Linked DNA regions of Homo sapiens: region 1 is linked to region 2. A link is a contact called in ENCODE Hi-C or POLR2A ChIA-PET data. All regions are on one chromosome and are shown on one strand. The core of a region is the stretch at or near the end of the contact, and the rest is flanking DNA. Distances in the headings are between cores, read along the strand shown. Region 1 overlaps TSHZ1 (teashirt zinc finger homeobox 1). Region 2 has its middle 140 kb from the start of PTGR3.

Evidence for each region. A loop is a pair of places that touch in the nucleus more often than their neighbours do. ChIA-PET counts read pairs that join two places held with the same protein, here RNA polymerase II (POLR2A). Pooled maps may share reads with other maps.
Region 1: a pooled map shows a loop between it and region 2 (7-fold over the local background). The contact joins two enhancer-like sites. A Hi-C loop is called at or near these places in 5 of 168 maps with a recorded cell type or tissue (CD4-positive, alpha-beta memory T cell, CD8-positive, alpha-beta T cell, MCF 10A and 1 more) and 11 of 50 pooled maps. POLR2A ChIA-PET finds 5 or more read pairs at or near these places in 2 of 52 experiments (activated CD8-positive, alpha-beta T cell and naive thymus-derived CD4-positive, alpha-beta T cell).

The regions. Positions count from the first base shown.
Region 1 is chr18:75,227,862-75,233,168 of GRCh38, reverse strand. The region is part of intron 1 of TSHZ1 (teashirt zinc finger homeobox 1); the gene reads right to left. Among named protein-coding and RNA genes, the nearest start is that of TSHZ1, 20 kb to the right of the region's middle. Within about 2 kb of position 3,509, at least 3 of the 41 ENCODE cell types and tissues checked have a DNase peak (open chromatin) inside an H3K27ac peak, as active enhancers do; they include CD8-positive, alpha-beta T cell, where a contact is called at or near this core.
Region 2 is chr18:75,066,600-75,072,367 of GRCh38, reverse strand. No RefSeq gene overlaps it. Among named protein-coding and RNA genes, the nearest start is that of PTGR3, 140 kb to the left of the region's middle. RefSeq lists enhancers at 1,051-1,200, 1,489-1,989, 850-2,049. Within about 2 kb of position 1,252, at least 28 of the 41 ENCODE cell types and tissues checked have a DNase peak (open chromatin) inside an H3K27ac peak, as active enhancers do; they include CD8-positive, alpha-beta T cell, where a contact is called at or near this core.

The sequences.
Region 1 (5,307 bases), core at 2,260-4,759, 160 kb before region 2:
GGGAGAAAACTCCAAAGAGAACTCCTACGACACAGAAAACTATGACAGCAGCCGGGAGTTCCAGAGCTGCTGAGGCTGTGGCCCAGCTCATAACTGCTCCCAGGCTGCTGGACACAGGCAGGCTACCAGCCCTACAGAAATAGGGACAGGCATCCTGTGAAATGGGCTGTGCACCAATACAGACCCCCAGTCCCTTCACCACAGGCAGCCCTGAGAATTGGAAGAGTCTTCCTAACTGTGCGTGGCAAACTTAACCTGACCAGAACAGACATGAGGTTACTGCCAGTCTTTCCTCACCCAAGTATTGTGACTATTAATCCATTTATCTGTAGAAAATCTCATGTTTAAGCTGAGGATGTTGCAAAATATACAGTATATGCACTAAATTTCTTTTCAAAAATCTGAAAAGCTCTGAATTCCAAAACATATCTGGCCCCAAGGATTTCAAGTAAAAGATGTGGGACCATCTTTAAAATGTGAATGAACTGGGGGCACACTCCACTTCCTTCAGGGTTTACCTGGAGTCCAGAAATAGAACTGGCGCCTGAAAAGCCTAGATCAGAAAACTCTCTTTTCCAATGTGCAGAACTATCTGTCAAAAGGACGTGTTTCAGACCCTCAGAAATACCTACTAAATAAATAAGATATATATATCTCTCTCAATGCAAAGTTGAGAAAGACAAACCTAACTCCAAATTAAACTTATTTTAGACTTTCCAAAATACATGCAAAACATCTTACAGCTACATGGTCTAAAAGGCCATCAGCAAAATCAAGTCCATTGAAACTATCAAATGTAAAAAGATACTAGTATACAACACATAGTCCCCTAAAATTTGGCTTTATTGGTGTAAATTATCTGTGTAGACGCATTAAAACTCAACTGAGAGGCAAAGTAAAATTCCTGCTTGAAAGATTCAAAATGAGGGAAATCTAGCCTCAATTACTAAAAAAAAGTCCGGGCGCAGTGGCTCACGCCTGTAATCCCAGCACTTTGGGAGGCTGAGGCAGGTGGATCGCCCAAGGTCAGGAGTTCGAGACCAGCCTGACAAACATGGAGAAACCCTGTCACTACTAAAAATACAAAACTTAGCCAGACATTGTGGCCTGTAATCCTAGCTACTCGGGAGGCTGAGGCATGAAAATCGCTTGTAATCCTAGCTACCCAGGAGGCAGAGGTTGCAGTGAGCTGAGTTCACACCACTGAACCCCAGCCTGGGTGACAAAGCGAGATTCTGTCTCAAAAATAAATAAATAAGGCATCACATGCACTTATTTTCCTTCCTAGGGATAATTTTTGAAGCCCTGTGAAGATCTAAAATCGCAGAGTGGGCCAGGCATAGTGGAACACACCTATCATCAATCCCAGCACTTTGGGAGGCCAAAGCGGGAGGATCACCCAAGTCAGGAGTTAGAGACCAGCCTGGCCAACATGGTGAAACCCTGTCTCTACTAAAAATACAAAAATTAGCCGGGTGTGGTGGTGGGTGCCTGTAATCCCAGCTACTCAGGTGGCTGAGGCAGGAGAATCGCTTGAACCCAGGAGGCAGAGGTTGCAGTGAGCCAAGATCATACCACTGCACTCCAGCCTGGGGACAGAGCGAGACTCTGTATCAATAAATAAATAAATAAAATTGCAGAGTGCAGGCAGGAAACACTGTTTACACATGAGCCAGCAAGGAACAGCTATCTAGAAATGTCTTCTTGGGGTCAACAATGCTAATGAGACTCACAGTGTTCTGGTGTAGTGGACAAAAATACAAAGATCTGGGGAGAAGCCCCAGGCCAGAGAAGGACTCACACCAAGCAACTGTGGAAATGACCTCCGAAGGACCATGCCCCAGGCAGGATCACAGTGTTGTGGTAATGGGCAAAGGCAGCCTGGCTCCAGGGCCACACCCGCCTGAGCTGCCCCTGCCAGCACAGCAGCCTGAGATCTCAGCAGAGGGAGCAAGTGGGCACCACCTGGGCACCCACTCTGTGCCAGGCTTGGGGCCAGGCACCTACAGCGCCTCGTGTGCCCAGAGCCTGTCAGGCCCACGCACAGTTCCCACCCTCCACCACTGGAGAGAAACTGCATCTCCTCACATGCCACCCACAGCCAACCCAAAAACACCATCAGGCTGGCCTCCAGCCTGGGATGCACATTGAGAAATGCTGATATTTGGTTTTTCCCCACAAGGGAACTGACAGGTTTTTTTTAACTGGCTTATTTAAATATTATAAATCAAGTGGTTCACCTCCCATCCACTGATGGCACTTACTTCTATAATCCATCCCATGCAGCTTGCATAGGGAACTTGGGTAAAATACAGCGTTGGAAGAGTATCTGTGAGTTTCCAGTCAAGTAATTTTCCACACCCTCCTTTGTTCTTATTTGTCTTGTAATAGCCAGGAAGGGTTCGCACCACTTCCACAAATCACGGGGAAGTCAGGGGAATCGGGGAAGAAGACGACGTCTCTTTAATTTCGCACGCATGATGTTTGCAACCACTAAGGTCATACCTGCGTGTGGTGACTGACAACTTTTCAGCTTGATTCAAAGCAAACAGCTGCTGGGTTGATTGCCTAGCAACTAAAAATTGATGGATGACCCTTAAGATGAATAACTACCATAAATCACCTCATTCAAACTCTCCAAGAAAAAAATTAAAAAACAATGGTTTTCATGACATTTGCTGAGCTCCATAATGTGCCGTGATAAATTTGGCCTCCTTATGGATGCACAGTTGTGGCTGCGAAAGTTGAGTCACTTCTGTTTTTGTTTCCTGTTTCCTGTATTTCCTGGCACTCAGGACCCTCCGTAAGGTGCGCTCCTAGGAACACGCTGCTCCAGCAGGGACGGCAGCTCTGGGTGCCTGTCAGTCACTCCAGGACGGACAGGAGCTGCTGAATTTCTCATCACCAAACAGCTTTTAATCAGGAAACGGCAGTCCTACATCACAAAGATGGCAGGAGACCCTGTGCATTAATAATGGTTACAATACATTTAGTGTAATGATTTGACCTCGGCCAACACTATAGATGCCATGATTCATATGAATTTGATAAACTACTTCCTGTTTGTAGACATGTCATATGTTCCTAAAAGGCCAAGAATGTGCTTTTAACTTGCAAATAAACACAGACCTATAAACCATAATAGGATTGAGAGGATGTCTTGGTATTTGTCCTCTAAAATACCCAGTATCACCACCATTATGAGCATTTCCACAAGTAGATGTATAATGATGAACAGATTACTTTTCCAGATGGTATTTTCCTGTTTTTACTTAACATTCAAAAGGAGGCATGGGCAATTCCTTTCACCATCTTTCTTTGCCCCCTTTTCTTGTTACACTGGGTTTTGTTTGTTTCTTTTAGGTTAGATTGATGTTACATGGAAGGTAGCTTCCAAAAAAACCAGTCCACTGCCTGACTTGGGTTAGCACTTTGAAACCAAAAACAGCTTCCTGCTTTCTTCTTTCACCTACTATCGCCAGCACCCAGGGTCGGCACGTCATAGACCGCATGTCACAGACTGTCACACTCACCTGTCCTCGCAAGAGCCAGGGCTTCCCCAAGGAGGGGCTTCAGTCCCTCAACAAGCACCGGGAGCTCTGACTATGAGCCAGGAACCGTGCTGGACTCTTGACAGTGGAAGGAGAACAAGATGGCCCTGCCCTTATGGAGCAGAGTGCCTACAAGGACGTGAACAAGTCAGTGAGCAATCACATAGACAGAGACAGGTGCTCCGATGGGTCCCCCTGCATGGTGCATACAGTGTGGGCCATTATACTAGAAAGCAGTTCACACCATCGGACCGGAAGCTCCCAGAGATGAGACGCATCAATCCTGGAAAGAAAGTTACTTTCGTTTAACAGACTGTACAATTCCAAGAAACCTTCCCTATTTAAAAAGCCAAAGAGGGCTTTTAGGCTCTGCAGTGCAAGCCACACTCTCTGAGCATCAAAGCTGAGGTGGGCTTTGAGGAGGGCCGGCAGGTCGGGTGGCACCCACCCCCAGATTGCCCTGGGATGGCATGTCACATGGCTGCACGCAGGCCAGGGCAGCACGCCCAACACCTGCCCCGCCCAGGGCTGACTGTGGCCAACCCCTCACTCACTTTGAGAGCTCCTCTATCCACCATATGCAACAAAACCCCTGAAATGGAAAGATGAAATAAAACAACATTAGCAACAAATAAAACGCCTTAGGGGCCAAAGGGCCATGACCTAAGCCACTAATAGCTACCAGCAGCCCCAGGTTTCTGGTACATGAAGCATCTCGTTAGAAATAAAGTGGGATGCCCCTTGTTCCCTGGTGTCTGAGTGAATGCCTAGATGCTGGGATCCGTGCTCCTGGAAGAAAGGACAAATGCACTAGACCATCTCCACCATTTTCAAGGACTAGAGATGTGAGGACCAACCGTTGAGAGGTTCAACTTTGGATACACCATCCTGTATACCCAGCTCCCTTAGAACCAACTCCCTACTGAGCAAATGTCAATAGCGCTGCCATCCTGAAGCAAAATGAAAAAGACTGATATTAATTAGGTCAACAAGACTGCTTGTATTGCATATGCTACTACCTTTAGGCACACAAGGATAACTGTGCGTTCTCCCCACAGCATCATGCTCCTGACACGGGAGAGCCTGGGCTTCATTTGTCTTCCTAAATATAAATGGCCGCTATCTGTAGCACTTAGGAGAGGTTAGCTGGCTTCAAATAAATAGCATCTTAACTGCTGCCCTGATAATGGTGAGCTCTGGGGTACATCTCCATTTCTAACCCTATCAGGGTCCTATAAGGATGGCGAGGAGGAGATCCATCTGGAAAGCCATCTTTAATGTACATGTCTATGGCCAGAGTCTGTTGCACCATTCACGCCTTCTCAGCATTTTTGCCTGGGCTCTGACTGCCCTTGGTAATGCCTTCCCGGGTGGAACCCACAGAACAGGACCACTGGCATGCTGTCTCTTTAAGACTGAAATGCTTGTTTCCTTGCAGTAAGAAAAGTAAATCACGCTATAGTGAGTTGAGCTTTGAAAAAAGCATCCATCCATTAAAATTCATGGATCCGCGTTTTCAGGTTGTCCCTCCCCTGGCTGTGTCTCAAGTTACAGCCTTGTACAACCCAAGTCTAAATAATATTCACCATGATAAATGACACCATAACTCCGATATCCACAATCAATCTTTGCTTTAAAGATACATCCATCTTCAATAATGTTGATGGGGATTCTGCAAAATGGGGAACGTGACTGTCTTCCAGACCTCCTAACGGCGGGGGAAGGAAGCCCTGAGTGATGGCTGTCAGCCCACATC
Region 2 (5,768 bases), core at 3-2,502:
CTCCTTCAACAATTCACGGACACTCGCTGAGACTTGTTCACATCATCAAAGGGCTTAGAGCTGGTGTTAATATTAGGGTCTATCTATTCTCAGCCTTCACTCTGTAGAGGACCCACTAGCCTCAGGATGCACAGGTGACTCCTCTGACATCACAGCAGTTCGAGGCCAGCTCTTATTCATAAAATCGAAGGCCTGGAATGAAGTCACGGTTCTCAGCTCAGGACCCAGTCAGCAGATCCGCTTCCCAGAACTGCAGAACACGCCCTGGTGGCCCCAGGGCCAGGCGGGCCCGGCGAGGACGCCCTTCTAGACTGTGTGTCTCTATCGAGCCCACCAGCCTCTGCTAGAGTCTTCCAGGCCTGGAGGGCGCCTTTTCTCCAAGAGCAGCCTGTCCATTTTAGGATTGCACCTCTGGGACCTCTTGAGTCCCTCTCACTGAGAAGGTGTGTGTTTTGCCCCACTCCAAATGCATTAGAGGCCAGGAGCATGCTGAGCCATCTTCTTTAGGCCTTAAGAAGTAACTGGAAATTCAGCACCGTCCACAGCCTGCTGGGCTCACCTCAGGGGTGCTGGGTGCCATTCTGTGGCATATTTGTTGTCCTTTCCAAGGGAGACCCCATACTTCTTCTTCCCCCAGGACTTGCTTTACACAGATTTATGGTATTCGTTACATCTGAGACACTCTCGCTGTGTCTCGATTGCAGAGGCACGGAGATGTGAGGGGCATGCCTTCTGCAGTCAGATGGACAGGGTGTTATTTTCCCCTCTGGTGCTCCTCTCTGGCTTGTGGCGCACCTGCTTCATCACAGGACGCACCAGGAGATGACCCGTCACGAGATGCTGCTGCATGCATAGCAGGCCCTGCAGCCCGGGGCCCACAGCACCCCTGCTAACCAGGCTCCCGTGCAGCATTTCCTGCCTATAGTCAAAGAGCTCTCTCTAGAGAAGAGGAAGTCCCCATTGTTCAAGACTACCCAAAACACCAGCCTTCTCTGCACGGCACGTCGAGGAAAGAATAACTGTGCAGTGAACAGCACTGGCCCAAGTCTGCAGGGCGAGGAAGAAGCCAGGACATAAGCAAAGACAAATCTTACTAGAAACAGAACGAACTTGCAGGCTTCCCTTCAGATGACGATGACTGCGAGTGAAGAGGAAATCCTCTCCCAGCATCTCTTCCTGCTGGTGGAAGCTGCAGGTCACCTGACCACACATGACAAGACAGTGTGACTCAGATCCAGCGTCTGCCGTGAAGTTTGGTCTCAGGGCCCTGCTCATCAAGAAATGTTTTTGAAAAAGGTGGAAGTAGGTAGAGGGACGTGCTCTGAACCAGCGTGACCAAAAGACAGTGTGTTCACGGTGCATTCATCTGATTCAATTCCTGCCAAAGGCTTTTGTTATTTGAGAACATTATGACTAAACCAACAGAGAGGAAGGTGAGTAAGCAAACAGGAAAAACTGATGACGAATTGACAATCCATGTATTTATCCACCCATTTAAAGTAACTTGCTGAGCGCCTACCTAGCTGCACAAGAAGCTCAGGGCCTGAAGATGAACACGCAGAGGCTGTGTGCAGGGGCATGAGCTTACAGCTGGAATTAGAGATAAAGGAAAAGGCACCTGAGCCCTGTGACATGCGGGGGGTCAGGGGAGGTGGGACATATGTGGCCTCGTAGCCAGAGCCCCGCCTGTTTCCCAGGACATTCTGAATACGGGTGAGAGACTGCGCGTTGGACAATCACTGTGAGTCCCGACCCTTACCAGAAAAGTCACTCGCAGCGTCGTTTCCAGGCATAGGTTAGGATCACCATCCTCTCCCACGGGCCGTATGTTGCAATCCTGATATGAAAACGTCTTCTATCTCCTTCAACTGCGGCAGGAGCACAGGTGAAAGAGGGGAGCCCAGACTGGGGGTAGACTGTATTCGTGGGTTATGGCCCTATTTACAGATCAGTCATGATAGCTCTGCAGATTTGCTGGGGCTCTGTGGCGCAGTGGAGGCGAGGACAGAGGTGGCCCTGCTCTGGGAGATCCCTTCCTAACTGGGGCTCCCTGACGGCTTCCTGCACAGGAGGGGCCCGACGCCGGCGGGACAAGCAGGGAGCCCAGATCAGCCTTGGAAAGCTCAGGCTCAAACCAGAGCTCAATGTGGAAATTAAAAAACAAACCTTGACTTTGTGTTGGTTTTTATTCTTCCACTTAAAAAGTTATTTGAAGCGTAACGTGAGATCCTGGAGAGGACTGAAATGGCATGTCCTAGGTTCATGTTTATCCTGGTTATAAATTGTCTTTTTATGAAGTTGAAAGCCATGTTGAAATTAGGTCATTTTAAAAGAATTTATTAAAAGGTATTGAAAATGCAGGGCCATGGAGGAAGTAAATGATTCTTTGCCTGGGAGATTTAGAACGGATTTATTTAATTCTGGTAATGGGCTTTGTGACCACGGCTGTCTTCTGTCTCCAGCTGGTGAGCTCTTTAGGGGGGCATCCTTCGAGTCCAGCCTAGAGAAAAGCAGAGTTGTGTCCTGACTGCAGGGTGTAGGCATTTGGGTGGAAGGTTCTTTCCCTCATGCTTACTTCTCAAACATGAGGTTCAAGACCCACCTCTGCCTTGTCGATTTTACAGATCCAGAGTCCAAGAAAGCCAAGAGTCATCGACGTGTCCCAGCCTGTAACGGGCTGGGCCTCTTTGTTTTCTCACCAGAGGGTTTCAGGGTCCAGACGTGGGGCCTGGATTCTAGAAGCCCACATGCTAAGCCTTCAGCAGATACCTCCTTCACCCAGTGAAGACCAGCACATCCAGCCTGGTATTTCAAAGCTGGCTTCATAATGCTGATTTCTCTAATTTCCATCTTCAGGATATTTCTTACAGTGTTTTTTTCATCTTGTTGGGTTTGCAATGGATGCCCTGTGGAGGTGCAGCTGAAGGCGGGGGGCGAGGGAAGCCAGACTGAATCCCGCCTGCTGCCCCAGGCCCACCACTCCCGCCTGCCTGGGTTTCCATGGTATTTACTTAATGGGTTACTTTCTCATAGTGATGAAAAGTCATCCCACAATGGGAATCCTGAGCTCCAGTTATGAAAATCGCCAAGGTGACCATGGAAAGGAGGCCAGCAGGCACGCTCTGCCTCTTGGGGAGAATGCCAGGCCCCGGGCCACTCTCATCCCAGAGGGAGCAGTGGCGACCACCCCGGACCTGGACACAGCCAGCCAGGGCCACGGCCTCAGGCCATAGCCACGACCACGCAGAGCTCACAGGCACCCCCCAGCCTGCAGACCTGGGGGCCATCCTCGGCCTGTTTCTCTGCCCTTTCTTTATCTCCAATTATAAAGCAGCGCCAGGTTTTCTTGTCAGCCTCTGCCATGTCTCCAAATGGCTTTTCGGTGTCAGGCCCATCAGGAAATTAACTCATCATGCCGTGACAGCTGCTAATTTTTTCCCCTTACATGTCAGATGGATCGCCTGCTGAAGCTAATAATGAATCACCCATCCCTGATTAGAAGGTGCTTCCGAAACGTATAACTGCCATCCGAGAGAACTTTTTTCTTCATGTAAAATGATATCACCCTAGAGGAGGAGAAAACGAATTGTATTCTTCAACAAGATGGAACAGGAGGAGGTTGCTTAAGTGAGCTGTGTGCTCTCTTAAATTATGGGCTAATATTAAACAGCCAAAGAAGTGAAAACTTACAGATTTTTAGTTTGCTAAATGAATGACCTTTCTTGTTCCCTAATTCTCTTCCTAGAACCAGCTCTGGGTTAGAAATCCAAGCTGGTTCTTGGATGCTTTCCTTATGCCATCATTTTATCTTTTGTTCAGGAAAAAGAAGTTCGGTAGGACCGAGACACAAATGCCATGTGGGGAGCAGCCCCTTGCTTCTTACAGCAGAGGTGGGCTGGGGCTGCCTGGCCCTGCGGAGGCCTTGCTGTGCCCCACGAGAGAATAGGGTAGAGAGACCGGGACTTGGGTAGAGATGACCGGGATTCCTCCCCGTCCACCTCCTAGGACTTTTGACAGAGCTTTGGTTGACTGAACTTTCCCATCTGTGCACTTCCTTGTAAAATCTAGTTTCAGCAAGAACCCTGCCAAATCGGTTTAGCCAGAAATCCTGGCGAGAACTCTAACCTTAACCCTCCATGTCTGCTCACTCATAAGATCTAACCAGGTTCCTTATCCTATCACGCCCCCTCCGCCTCAGGTGGAATCTGACGGCCCTGGCCTCGCTTCAGCAAGAATCCAGTCCTGTGGGCTTGGGCATAATCCCCTTCCCCGTGCGTCCTTTTAGCCATCTTCCATCCACCAGTGCCTGCTCCCCTTCCCTGTGCGTACTTTTAGCCATCTTCTATCCACCAGTGCCCGCTCCCCTTCCCTGTGCGCCCTTTTAGTCATCTTCCAACCACCAGTGCGTCCCTTTAGCCATCTTCCATCCACCAGTGCCCGCTCCCCTTCCCCCTGCGTCCTTTTAGTCATCTTCCATCCACCAGTGCCTGCCCCCACAACTTCTTGGCTGTAAACCTTCGCTTGCTCCTGTATTCAGAACCGAGCCCAGTTCTGTGCCCAGGTCTTTTTTCCCCTACTGACATTTTCCTGAATAAAATCTGGGTTTTACCTGTGCAACTACTGTCCAGCTCTGGTTTTTCTGTGATACTCTGCGGTCCCATTTCTGAACAGAGCTTATAAATGGCAGTGGAGTTTCCAGCCCTGCACTCATAGAAGCTTGTAAAGGGCAGTGGAGTTTCCAGCTCCACACTCATAGAACCTTGTAAAGGGCAGTGGAGCTTCCAGCCCCGCGCTCATAGAACCTTGTAAAGGGCAGTGGAGCTTCCAGCCCCGCGCTCATAGAACCTTGTAAAGGGCAGTGGAGCTTCCAGCCCCGCGCTCATAGAACCTTGTAAAGGGCAGTGGAGCTTCCAGCCCCGCGCTCATAGAACCTTGTAAAGGGCAGTGGAGCTTCCAGCGCTGCACTCATAGAACCTGGGCACATTCACTTGGTACTTCAAAGCAAACCACGTGGCGAAAAGGATCTCTGTATCAGGTGACGTGAGCTTGCCTGCTTGTTCTGCGGTGCATGGGACATATTTTAGGAGAGCATCTTCCCCTGCTTCTTCCACATCCACTGCTTGGTGAGGCCTGGGGCATCCCGGAACGACGCAGGTTTGATTCTGTTTCATGAACGTGACCTCAAGTGGCTACAACTTCCTTTTTCTGGAAACTGCTGTCTTGCTTTGTAACTCTCCAGCATATACAGAGAGCACTGCTCGACTTCCGCCATGGAAGCTGAGGTCTAAACCATTACTATCTGCTGCCTCAGGCGGTCTGGTCTTCCTTGCATGCCAGACGTCCTTGAGGCTCTGTCGTTTAATTGGCTGCAGCTTAATACAAAAGTGGCCTTTCTGGATTAGTCTCCAAGTAAATATTTCATTTGCCTTAAAAAAAAAAAAACTTTGAAGTTCTGTCATATTCTCTGGCAAAAGTCACAAGGAAAGCTATCAGCTTGCTTGTCTTTTTTATAGACAATCCATGCCACAATGAATGTCCCTTGCTCACAAAACCTGCTATGCCTCATTATTCTAAGGCACACATTCGTGTATGTACTTCTTAAACCCCCTTACATTCCAATAGTTGTGTAATGAGAGAGAAAAAGAGAGGTAACATTAACCTAGCTCTATGGGTAATTACAGGATACAATGGCTTAGTGAAGCCTCCGCAATCCTTCTGGGCCTAGAAACACCTTCTGTACAATTTTTTTTTATGCAAAGGCCTGCTCT